2 separate regions of the Homo sapiens genome follow, and region 1 is linked to region 2. A link is a contact called in ENCODE Hi-C data. All regions are on one chromosome and are shown on one strand. Each heading gives the region's core, a stretch centred on a gene start or an enhancer-like site at or near the end of the contact. The rest is flanking DNA. Distances are from core to core; before and after follow the strand shown.

The links. Hi-C counts contacts between places; a loop is a spot of excess contacts on that map. Pooled maps may share reads with other maps.
Region 1: a loop to region 2 is called in a map with no recorded cell type, with 13 times the contacts of the local background. The contact joins the enhancer-like site here to the promoter of NTPCR in region 2. A Hi-C loop is called at or near these places in 2 of 37 single-sample maps with no recorded cell type and 2 of 50 pooled maps.

The regions. Positions count from the first base shown.
Region 1 is chr1:233,594,850-233,601,094 of GRCh38, reverse strand. No RefSeq gene overlaps it. Among named protein-coding and RNA genes, the nearest start is that of KCNK1, 16 kb to the left of the region's middle. Within about 2 kb of position 1,250, at least 2 of the 41 ENCODE cell types and tissues checked have a DNase peak (open chromatin) inside an H3K27ac peak, as active enhancers do.
Region 2 is chr1:232,946,350-232,952,899 of GRCh38, reverse strand. It overlaps NTPCR (nucleoside-triphosphatase, cancer-related), which reads right to left and starts at 2,289. Exons shown (of 5, transcript NM_032324.3): 1 at 2,156-2,289. The coding sequence starts at 2,189. It overlaps LOC107985361 (a long non-coding RNA gene), which reads left to right and starts at 1,351. Exons shown (of 2, transcript XR_001738525.2): 1 at 1,351-1,572; 2 at 1,744-4,680. RefSeq lists enhancers at 1-345, 1,474-2,013, 2,014-2,555, 2,468-2,567.

The sequences.
Region 1 (6,245 bases), core at 1-2,500, 650 kb before region 2:
TTCCCAAGTAGCTGGGACTACAGGCACCCACCACCACGCCTGGCTAATTTTTGTATTTTTTTTTAGTAGATACGAGGTTTCACCATATTGGCCAGGCTGGTCTCAAACTCATGACCTCGTGATCTGCCTGCCTCAGCCTCCCAAAGTGCTGGGATTACAGGCGTGAGCCACCGTGCTCAGCCCAGTTTTGCCATTTTCTGCAGCAGATGTCAGTTCTTTGAGTGACATGAAGATAGAGATTTGCTAGGTGAGGGGAAGAGTAAAGGAACTAGTGAATTGAAAGGCCTCTTTAAAAGGAGATTAGTTAAAATAATGGACCACAGTGTCTACACTGCATAGAGAAGGAAATAAAGGCAGTGAAGAGCTAATAAATCAGAAGGAAATGGAAGAATTACACAGCTGCTGGATTCCATGTGGTGGGAGACTGGTTATAGTTGGCAGATGGGAATGAAAGATGAAAAGAGAGGAAGCTGTAGTCGTAGGGGAGAAGACTTAGTTCAGAAGAGAGGGGTGAGTCCTGGGTTATGGCCATCTCTAGCAGTTAGCTATTGCCAAAGTGGAGGGAAGAAAGTCACTAGAGGGGCTGCAAGTCTAGTGTTCTGTTTATCCACGTTGAAGATGCATGACGAAGCCTGGACCGGGAGAGAGGAAGCCAACATGGCAAGAGCAGAAATCTTCAGGGTCTCAAGAATGAGTGGGAGGTTAGTGGATGATAGAGACAGTGGCTGAAAGAAGAAATACTGCGGTCAGAAGTGCCTGGCCAATTGAGGGTCCTTTTACTGAAGAAAGGAAGGGCAATTGTTTGAAAATTGATTCAGGGACTTTAGAAGGATGCGAATCCCATCTGCAGCCCTGAGGGGTAGTCAAATTAGCATCCTCCTCCAAGGGATGCCAGGACTATTCCAGGACAACCGAGCTTCAGGAAGGCAAAGAGGTAGAAGGTATTCTGTGTAGGCGTAGGTGCAGAAGTAGGTGAAATGGATTTGACTAAAGGGTCCCAGAGGGTACATGGAAAACTTTTCATAGGAGAGGAGCCATGGGAACTCTAGTTACAGGAAGCCCAGAAGAAACTGCAGGTGGGAGCAGAGGAGAGGAAGGATACATGGAGAGTTTACATTTTGCAAGGTGAGCAAGACAGAGAAATGCTGCCGCACAGAATGAACTGGTCTCGAGGTTTCAAAGTCAACTGTGGTAGCTTGAATGAAGTGCAGCTGAGGCTCAAGGTTGAGTGGCCCTGGCCACGGTCCACCTGGCTAGCAGGCAGTGTCTTCTGCTAACCCATCCGGTGTCCTCTACCCCCTCACCTAGTCTTCCCCCAGGCCCCACTGGATGCAAGAACAGGGTCATTTTCAACTTCAGGAATAATGTCACCGTAAACCAAACACCAACCTTGGCTGGTCTTTGTTACTATTCCCTTAATGCAGGCTGCACACTAGAAATTTTCATTCTAGATGTCCCAGTCACTTAATTTCAGAGCACTTATTTTTCTTTTAAATACTTTCACTTTTCTCTTTGCCTTTTTTCTTAAATGACTTCACTTTTATTTCATGCTTTAAAGTTTGTAGATCATTTCCATGAAATAATTCATTAGACAAATTCATTATTGTAATTTCATTACAATAACTAAGCAGGCCAGGCAGCATTATTCAATTTCCACAGATGAGTAAACTCAGACTTTGGGAAATCGTTTTTCAAGGGCATCTTTAGTTCAATGCTCTTTGGTTGTCACGAAGGGCCTGTCCTTTGAACTGCAAAGTCACAGCACATACTGACAGAGTTACTCTGAAACATGCAAAACGATTATGATGCCGTTGTGTGATATATTTAAAAATGAAACCTAAGAGTTTAGTAATAATAGCTTCCTGTTACTATTACTTTGTCATCTCTCAAGGACTTTTAAATCACTGAGAAATATATTTGTTCTTTTCTGAAAACCACATGAATGCAGATGACAGCGACAGATAATCAATCACGAGAATGATAAAGTGTGGTGGCTGCGCTGGAAACAATGAGTACGTTTAAAATCTGTTTAAGGTGACAGTTGTCTCTGAAAAATAGGAGTTGATGGGCCTCAGCCAGTGCTTCTAAGATTTTTATCATTCTGAGAGAGTAACTGCCTTTTCAATCCAGATTTTAAAAAGTCAGAAACTTCCTGAATGAGCAACTCTTAGAATGAACTTGGCACTTAACATGTTTGGAGATCTGGGAAGAAGGAAGGTTTTCATGGTTGTTTTCAATCTTATCTAAACATACTTGGCCAGAATTATAAGAAGTAAAAATACCCAAAGTGTTCATCCCTTAAAGCAAAACAGATGTCAATTAGGGATGCAGCATATACATTGTGATCAACTTGTAATGACCCCAAATCTTTATTGGGCTTTTTAGTAAGTATTTTGTATTTTACAGTATTCACCTGACTCATGATATTGTTGTTTTTGTAGGTAGGATGATGGTCTACCTGCAATTACATGGTTCAAAGTAATGTTTATCTAAAATATAAGACAGTTAAAGCTCATTCTTTGATACTCACTCCTCTATGCTACCTGAAAAATATCTTCAGTTCTCCTTCTCAATTTTTTATTCTTTTTTCAAGATAGGTAATCTGTAAGGCTCATACAAACACACATCAAAGATCTGCACCTGGACTCTTTTTTTTTTTTGAGATGGAGTTTCTCTCTTGTCTCCCAGGCTGGAGTGCAATGGCATGATCTAGGCTCACTGCAACCTCAGCCTCCTAGGTTCAAGCAATTCTCCTGCCTAAGCCTCCTCAGGAGCTAGTATTACAGGTGCATCACCATGCCCGGCTAACTTTTGTATTTTTAGTAGAGACGGGGGTTTCACCATGTTGGCCAGGCTGGTCTCGAACTCCTGACCTCAGGTGATATGCCTGCCTCGGCCTTCCAAAGTGCTGGGATTACAGGTGTGAGCCAACGTGCCCAGCCTGCACCTGGACTCTTGATCCTTTGGCTGACATTCCTCTCCACATCTAGATCACACTCCACAGCTCATTTCCTAGAGGAAACCTGTCATCCAGAGAGAAGGGAGAAAACAATTAAGAGACCTAAAAACCTGCCCAAGAAATTCTTAAATCCAGCTATAATCAACTAACACATTATTGCTTTATATTTATTCATCAGCCATAGTCATTTAAGTGTTAAATAAACAATGCAAACTCTGTCCTCTCCTTTAGTTACTTTTTATAGAGTTAAGGGGAACAAGAATAAAATACTCTTCTCCTCCCACCACCACCACCCCAGCATCATATCATACCCAGCTTGAGGGATTTCTTTACATAATCTGAAATGCTATAAATATATACTGTGGTTAGCTGATTCACATAACAAAAAAAAATGATTAAACATGTGTTATGCATCAGGAGACTGATGAAATATCACCATGGAAACTTTGATGCTGAGTTTATACGTGTAAAATTTTCACTTGCAAGATTACAGTTGCAAGTATCTTTGCCCAGATAATTGGGCTTCTTCATCAGAAGCAGGGAATCACCTTCCCATTTTACTAACCACCTACCTTGAACATTAGTCTAAATTGTCAGTATGATTTGTCATTTTTTTCACAGCTGAAGTGACAATAACAATCGTCCTCACATCTGTATTTTTCTATAAAGTTAACAGAGATAATTCACATGAAAGCATGATTATTTGGCCAATATGCATCACCTCAATGCGTGTTATAGTGTTCCTAACAGTGGTTTTATATCTTTCTATCTGTATATATATATATCTCCATTCTTCACCCCAGAATAGTGTACATTCAAGATTTCCAGCAGATTTTGGCATTCCACTTTTGACAATCGATTGACGATTTTCTTTTAAAGAATTTAAATGATGATATGAGGAAAGGAAGACAGGAGACCTGAAGTCAAAATCTCATCAGCCCATGATCAACAAACTCATCTAGTACAGATATTTACATGGGTTGTGCTTTATAATCAACCAACTGACAGAGATTACAACATCTCTGTCATGAGAAGCTTACAAAGAATGCATTATAAGAGTAATATCATTTTCTCCAAATGTTTTAGAAACATTAACAATAAACAGAAATACAACCAATAGGATTTGTAGTTTTTCATATAAGATAATAGCATATTTATGTATGTACAAATATCCTGTATTAAGCGTTAATAAAGTCCTTTATATAACTTAGATATGTATATATATGCATACCTACCTACATCAGTGTCCTTTAATTACACTAATATTAAGCAGAATTCTTCTACTAAATATTTAATGCCAACCAACCACAATCTATTGCATTAAAGTGCATTTGTCCTAAACATGATTTTAATTCATTCTGCAATAATAGTCATATCACTATTATCTATAAACTCCTGTCTGAATTTGTCAAGTCCACAGAAATTTTTAAATAAATGTTATATAGGAACTGGATTTAGACAACCCATGGTTATTATGTGTAAACGTCCTGTTGTGGAAATCTGATAGAAATATAAACAGTGAAAAAGAAAGAAATGACAGCTAGGTCACTACCAAACTGAGTTGAAATTCAGCCAGGCAATTTACTAAATTCAGTCTGTTTTTTATTGTTGTCCTCTTGCTGTCCATTTCAAATTGATTAAATATTTCTTTGAATCCTATACAAATTTTCATTAAAGATACAGTCATAAATAAGAAGCTTACTAATATCTGCTCAGTTTCCAAGTTTTAGCCTGCATTCCACCCTCCCCACAAAAGTTCATTATAGAAAGCTTCTAAAACACAAGAGAAGCCAGGCATGTGGGTTGCACCTGTCACCCCAGCACTTTGGGAGGCTTAGGAGGGAGGTTCACTTGAGGCCAGGAGTTCAAGACCAGCCTGGGAAACAAAGCAAGACCTTGTCTTTGAAATAAATAAATTTTGAAAATGCAAAATAAAACAGAAGACACATGAATACAGAACTGATTAAGGAGCACAAATATATTTCAGCTACATTAAAGATTGTATATAAGTGTATACAGTTATTAGCTTTTTGACAAAGGAGCCAAAGCAATCCAATGGAAAAATAAAGTACTACTAAACAAATGGTACTGAAATATCTAGATATCCTTTTTTTTTTTTTTTTGAGGCAGAGTCTTGCTCTATCACCCAGGCTGGAGTGCAGAGGCATGATCTCAGCTCACTGCAACCTCCGCCTCCCCTCCCAGGTTCAAGCGACTCTCCTGACTCAGCCTCCTGAGTAGCTGGGATTACAGGTGCGTGCCACCATGCCTGACTAATTTTTTGTATTTTTAGTAGAGGCGAGGTTTCAACATGTTGGCCAGGCTGGTCTCAAACTCCTGACCTCGTGATCCCCCCACCACGGCCTCCCAAAGTGCTGGGATTACAGGTGTGAGCCGCAGCGCCCGGCCAATATCCATATTTTTAAAAATGAAGCTCAGTCCGGGTGCGGTGGCTCACGCCTGTAATCCCAATACTTTGGGAGGCTGAGGTGGGTGGATCACGAGGTCAGCAGATCAATACCCTCCTGGCTAACACGGTGAAACCCCGCTCTACTAAAAATACAAAAAAATTAGCTGGGCATGGTGGCAGGCACCTGTCGTCCCAGCTACTCGGGAGGCTGAGGCAGGAGACTGGTGAGATCACGCCACTGCACTCCAGCCTGGGCGACAGAGCAAGACTCTATTTCAAAAAAAAAAAAGAAACTCAACCTCTATCTCTCACCATATACAAAAATAGATTTGAGGTAGATGATATGCCTAAATATAAAAGCTAAAATCATAATGCTTTCAAAGGAAAAGAGGAGAGTCTCTTCATTACTTGCTGTGATCTTTAATTGTATGGATCCACTTGGCTAGGCCACAGTATCTTACCCAGATATTTGGTCAAACACTAGTCTAGATGTTGTTGTGAAGGTATTTTGAGATGAGGTTAAGATTTAAAGCAGTAGACTTTGAGTAAAGCAGATACCCTCCATAATGTGGTAGACCTCATTCAATCAGTTAAAGATCAGTTAAAGGCCTTTAGAATAAAAGATTGAGGTCCGCTGAAGAAGAAATAATTCTACCATTGGACTTGAGCTGCATCAACCCTTCCTTGGGTCTCCAGCCTGCTGGTCTACCCTGCAGATTTTTGTACTTGCCAACCTCTACAATCTTGAAAGCCAATCCCTTAAAATCTCTCTCTTTCTCCCTCTATATGTGTGTGTATATATATACACACACATAATATATATGTATAGGTATTTATGTATATATACACATAATATATGTATGTATTTATGTATAT
Region 2 (6,550 bases), core at 1,040-3,539:
GCCCTCCAAGATGAGTCATGGGTACAGACAGTTGGAAATCGGAAAAAATGCTAAGTGCCAGGGGCACTAAGAGGATATGCAACAAAAAGTGACCTCTTTGAGAGGAGACTTTACCTGATGGTCTGAACATATTGAGAAAACAGAAAGAAACTAGGCAAATAAAAACACCTGACAATAACTCCTAATGGGGAAAAAAGTTATGTGTAAAAGGAAAAAAAAAAAATTAGAGGGCATGGTGGTGCATGCCTGTAGTACTAGCTACTAGGGAGGCTGAGGTGGGAAGATGGTTTGAGCCTGGAAGGTGGAGGTTGCAGTGAGCCAAGATTGTGCCACTGCACTCCAACCTGGGCAACAGAGAGAGGCCCTGTCTCAATAAGAAGAGGGAAAAAAAAGATGGGTAAGGTGGCTCACACTTATAATCCCAGTATTTTGGGAGGCCCAGATGGGAGGATCACTTGAGGCTAGGAGTTGGAGATCAGCCTGGGCAACATAACAAGAGACAGGTCTCTACAAAAAAAAAAAAATACCCGGGTGTGGTGGCATGCGCTTGTAGATCCAGCTATTCAGGAGGTTGAAGTGGGAGGATCACTTAAGCCCAGGAGTTTGAGAATGCAGTGAGCTATAACTGTTTCACTGCACTCCAGCCTGGGTGACAAAGCAAGATCCTGTCTCTAAAATAAATAAATAAATGGAAAAGAAATCATAGATTACTATGTGGCTCTGTTGTGATTGTCTTTACATGGCCATAATACTGTAAACATTGACTAATGAAAATTACGCTGTAACTACATTAAGAAGAGAAGGAGAAAAGACAAAGGTGCGTGGGTTTGAGGACAGGTTTAAGAGAGCTACACTGTAGAATTATTTGAGTCTTTCAACTACGTGTAGGTAAGACTTTGATAAAGCAGAAACAAGAACCACCATCAATACAATCACGGTAACAGGACACCTCCATTAATAAAACACACAGTTGTCTTGGGGTCAGCCTGCTGAGTATCAAACTGCATTCCAAGTTTCAAATAAAGGATTGACAAACCAACTTTCAGAAAACAGTTCTTTGCAATACTTAGGAGTGACTTTAGATAGCAGGCATTTCTCAAACCACCCTCCTCCTCCTCACCCCCTGCTCCCCAACTCCCCCATCCAATGCCTGACAAAATCCCAAAGTCTGCAATATTAGCTGTAGCCTTTGCTACTTACAACTAAACATAATCATTAAAATAAAGTGAAAGAGAATTCTAGATCCAGGGTTACAGCCTTTGATATCTGAACCCACACTAAACTTCAAAATTAGATTTGCCTTGCAAAGGAGCTGAAGAAATCACTTTCTCCACTCTTAGCCCATCTATCTTTTTTTAGCCTATCTGATGCAGCCTACCTGTCCTTTTTAGTAATGCTTGATACATGGGTAGCGCCTTGGTTTAAAAGCACCTCCTCCTACACCTCTCATCTGACCTCAACGCTATCCTGCTTCTCAGATGAGAACTCCACAGGCCACAGGGTTGAGGGATCTGACAGACATCAGGAGGGGACAGCGACAGGAACAAGCAAGAGTGTCTGAGAAGGGCTCCTGTAGGTACCAAAGCTTCTCCACCTCTGGCCTCAGCTGTGGAGGGAATTCGTGGGGATGGAGATGGGGATGGGGGTGGGGGGATGAACTTAGATGGGAAAGAAAGGTTACAACTTCAGTTTCGCTGTCCTCCAACTAAAATTTACCATTTTTTTTTTGCACGATCAATGTAGCAAAGACCCACAGTAAGGAAATACCTGTGACTATCAACAGAAATTAGACATCTCCACTTCACATCGCGGTTGCCGCAGATCTCTTGAAATACCATTTGTGCAGACCACAACGTCAACACTACAGTAGGAGTTACCGCTGCCGCTGGCCCCTGCGGTTTCTGCCCTTCATCAAGAAGCCAGTCTAGGACCCCCTCACAAGTGTGTTCTAATCCTTTAGGCCCTGTGTCTTTTAAATCACGTTTTCCGGGAAGGAGTACAAACTCTTCAGACTACCAAGCCCGCCATTTAAATTGGGAACTTCAGAGGCCGGAGCCCTGGAGCCGGAGACCCTCCCCGACAGCACAAGGTCGCCCGCAGCCCGCGCGCCCCCACCCCCTCGACCTCTTGGAGGTGGGGATCCCCTCAGGGTTACCTGGGGGCCCCGTTAGGAACACGTGCCGGGCCATACTGGTGGGCGGGGGTAGGGGTTGCGGTCAGGGGAGCAGTCCAGGTTGGGGTCGCAATTCAGGTCAGGTCCGGACCAGGGTCGCGACTCAGGACCCGCCCACCGCGTGTCGCAGGCCCCGCCCCCAAGCGGTGCTTTGACCGGAAGCACCGCCCTCAAGACCACGCATGCGCCTTCTCCCGAGTCCCCGGTCCGCGCCTGCGCATTCAGCCCTCGGCATTGGCGCCTGTGCCGCGGCAGTTCCTATAGGCGGAGCGGGTTGTACGGTCTCTTAAGTTTCATTCTGGGTTCAGGGCTTTTGTGGGGTATTTGCAGAGATAAGTGCGTGAGAACGTCAGTTATTAAACTATTGCTGCTTCAAGTCAGCGCCATCACCCAAGTTCTGCCCCTTGACTCCGGACCTAGGAGCTGAAATTGCCCAAGGCTGCCGGGACAGCCCTTTTGTAGAAGGTTTGTGACCTGGAAGCATTCCTCAAAGGGGGATGCCATGTTAATGACTCCAACTTTGTTCTCAAACATTCCTGCAGAATAGAATCAGCTGGGGAGTTTTAAACTTGCTCTGATGCCTGGGTTTCACCTGCAGTAATAGGGAGTGTCAGAAGACAAAATTACAAGTTTAGTTTAAAGATCTAATTGGCTTATATTTAGGATCTAGAATCGAGAAATAGATCATTTCATAAAGCAAATAGAGTGTTCCAATGAGTTGTGCAGAGGAGGTTGGCTTTATGGGCAAAAAAAGGCTGAAGAACAAAACAAAGAGTGGGTATTTCAAAGTTACTTTCCTTATAGGGTTAAAACAGATTGGACTTCGTTATTGTACTGACTCAGGTTAACTACAATCTCCTGTTTTTTGGGAAAACGGGCCTGTTTCAAAGTTCAGTTTGGTTACATGGCACTTGGCACAAGTGACTCCATTCTGGTTTGGTCTAGTCTGCTAGGACCTAGTGCAGGAGGTTAGTCCAAAACAATGGCCTCCCATAAATCTTGTTTAACATGAGTAATTGGTCTTGAGCGAGTCTTGAGCACCTGTATTCTTTTTTCTTCTTTCTAAACTCCAGGAAGTTCCTGAAGTGCGCTAGGGTTGAGAACCACTGGTGTAGGCAGGCTTCCCGTCCTCAGCCATGCATAGGACGCCCAGTTTTCCCTCTTTACTTTCACACCAAAGTGTATAAAGATCTCCTCTTGCAAAGAATTAAATAGCTTCTCCGTCTCACTTTACCACTGCAAGTGTTCCGGCCAACGAATGACGTGGCAGTGGCCTTGGGCCACATTTACCTGTAAACTCTTTCAGTCTAACATGTGTACAGCTTAATTTGTAGTCAGTCGTTCCCCATCCTGGCTGAGAAAGCAGTTCAGTGAGTGCTCAACTTAATTGGTTTCTGCCCACACATGGACCTCTTGGTTTCCCTTTAGCCTGAGACATATGCCAGTCCAATGATTATCTAAAAAAACAAAGTTGGATTTGTAAAATATAGCTGTCATCACCATCATTTCTGCAACATTTGTAATGCTCTATTATTATAACAGTATACTATTTATTATCCCAACTGTTAATGTAGGGCCTTCCACCTTGATTTATTTTGCAGTCCATATATGTTGAATACAGTGAAAAGTTGATATAGTAAAGTAAATTCATAGGAGGAGCTTCCAAAAAAAAGGAAAAAAGTATATGTATCTCTTGTATCAAAAGTACTCGTTTTAAATGTTAATCAGATAGCATTTTCCATCACTGAAAAGCAGTTTGGATTTGCAAGGCTCACCGGAAGTTGGGTTCTTTTGTTTTGTTGCTGTGCCTGGAATTCTGGCATCAGTTTAAGTAGCTCAAAGATACATGGAATTCAGATATGGTGAATCAACGTCTCACAAAACAGAAAAAAAGACTCCATAGTTGAATGTACTTTATCCATGGAAAATGAATTATTTGGATGGTAGTTCCACGGATATCTTCTTGTTAGAAAATTCATTGATTTGATGCTTAATTTCTACAGTTTCCTGTATGTGTTATTAGGTAACAATAACAAAAAATTAAATAGCTTATATCTCTTAGAGATTAACAACAAAAGAAGATGGCATAAATTGAAACAAATTTTAAAATAAATGGGATCTTAAAGTACTGTACCATACTGAATCCAACTTTTGCTTCCTATCTAATCAACATCCAATGGACGGATGTTTGTGTCCCCCCAAAATTCATATTGTTGAAATCCTAACCCACAAGGTGAAGGTATTAAAGTGTGGGGCCTTAAAGAAGCAATTAGGTAATCAGGTCACTAGAGTGGAGTCCTCATGAATGTGATTAGTACCCTTAGAAAAAGGCGGGAGAAAACTTGCTTTCTATCTCTCTGCTCTCTGCCATGTGAAGATACGAGGAGAAGACTGCTCTCTGTCAACCAAGATGAGGGCCTTCCCCAAGAACCCAGTCGTGTTGGCACCCTGATCTTAAACTTCAGCCTCCAGAGTTGTAAGAAATAAATGTTTTTTTGTTTAAGCCACTCATCTGTGGTACTCTATTATAGTAGCCTGAGCTAACACACAAGGTAGAATTAATTACCTAAGGAACAGGTGATTCCAAAGATTTCTTCTGCAACACCTGGGTGCAGCCTCACTTATGACAGGATGCAGTACAGTTCTTTATTAAAACAGTTTGTAGGTACAACTCTACAGTCTCTACAATTATAAAATACCCTAAAGTCCAAAAAACACTGTTTATTTTGTTTTCATATCTACCCTTTTCCCAGAACTGTCCTAATTTTTAAACTGCAAATTCTGTGTCTTAGAAAGCCCCTCAATCCCGAGCAAACCAGGATGAATGGTCATCAAACTGTTAAAGGAACATTTGGGAAGTAAAGCAGAAGGTTTCATGTGGTTAAACAAGATAATTCCTTCTTACAAACAAGTCAAAGGCTAATAATACTTTATTGTAAGCTGGTTGTCTTGTCAGCGGTGGTTATAGAATGACTGTTTAATGCAGTCTGTACCTAAACTCTGAGCCATTCATACCCTGAGTTCTAATCTCTGTGCAGAACAATGTTCTATCCTGCCAGTAACCCAGTAGGACAGAAGCAGAGATGACTCTACACCCTCACCCCACCCCTTCCTACACCGCATGCCTGGATGTCCCCCACGCCCAGCTGCTACTGGCATCCTGTGGCATCTTCCTGGCTGGACACAGAACAAGAGTTCTGGCATATTTAGGGTACAGTTTCCTAAGTACAGGAAAACTGAAAACAGAACAAAGAAAAAGTATGGATGTGAAAATAACCAAGTGGGAAGAGAGACCATTGTGTTGTTTGGCCAGCCCACTGTTCATTTCACTGTATGGAAATAGCAGCTAAATTCTCCTTTTAGGAACCCCCTTTCTCCCAGGCTCTGTGATTGATAGGAGTGAACCTCCCTCCCTTTCTCATTATCCAAGGGGAATACATGACCCAAGCCTGGTCAACGAGATCATTCTATCTTCCCAGCCTCAGTGATTGACTCTGAGGAAGCATGTGACCCGGGCAACACATCTACCCCTAGCCAGTGGGGATCGAGGACAGCCACCAGCCACCATGACTGAAGCAGAGGGACAAGGGGAAGTGAGAGGGGGTGTGAGAGGCCTCCCCCGCATTCTCCCCAGTCACTCCTTGCTCATCCTCCAGGATGGGCTCAACTGTTACTGCTCCCCAAGGCTTTTGTGATTCTCCAGGCCCAGCCTCTGCTCCCTTGGCCTTCCCTTACAGCACCCCCTGATTGCTGGCATCTGCCTCTTCTCCTGCCACCCAGTTATGAACTCCTCCAAAGGTAAAAATCTAGGCTGGGTGCGGTGGCTTACACCTGTAATCCCAACACTTTCGGAGGCCAAGGTGGGCAGATCACTTGAGGTCAGGAGTTCATGACTGGCCTAGCCAACATGGTGAAACACCGTCTCTGCTAAAAATAGAAAAATTAGCTGGGTGTGGTGGCCCGGCACCTGTAATCCCAGCTACTCGGGAGGCTGAGGCAGGAGAATCGTTTGAACCCAGGAGGCAGAGGTTGCAGTGAGCCACTGCACTACAGCCTGGGCAACAGAGTGAGACTCCACCTCAAAAAAAAAAAAAAAGAATCTAAAAAATCTTGTGCTATTCATCTCTTTATACCCAGAATATAGCACGGTACTTACAACACATTCATCCATCACTGTGTACCAGGAAATGTACGTCCTGGAGATACAGCAGCAAAGAAGACAGTCTCTGTGCTGCTATAGCTTATATTCTGGTGGGAGACACAGACAGACAAGTACATAAATAAAATGCCACAGAGTAGTAAGGCCATGGAGGAAAAAATAAAAGGATGGGAAATGAAAAGGGAAGTGGATGTGCTACTCCATAGAAGGTGGTCAGG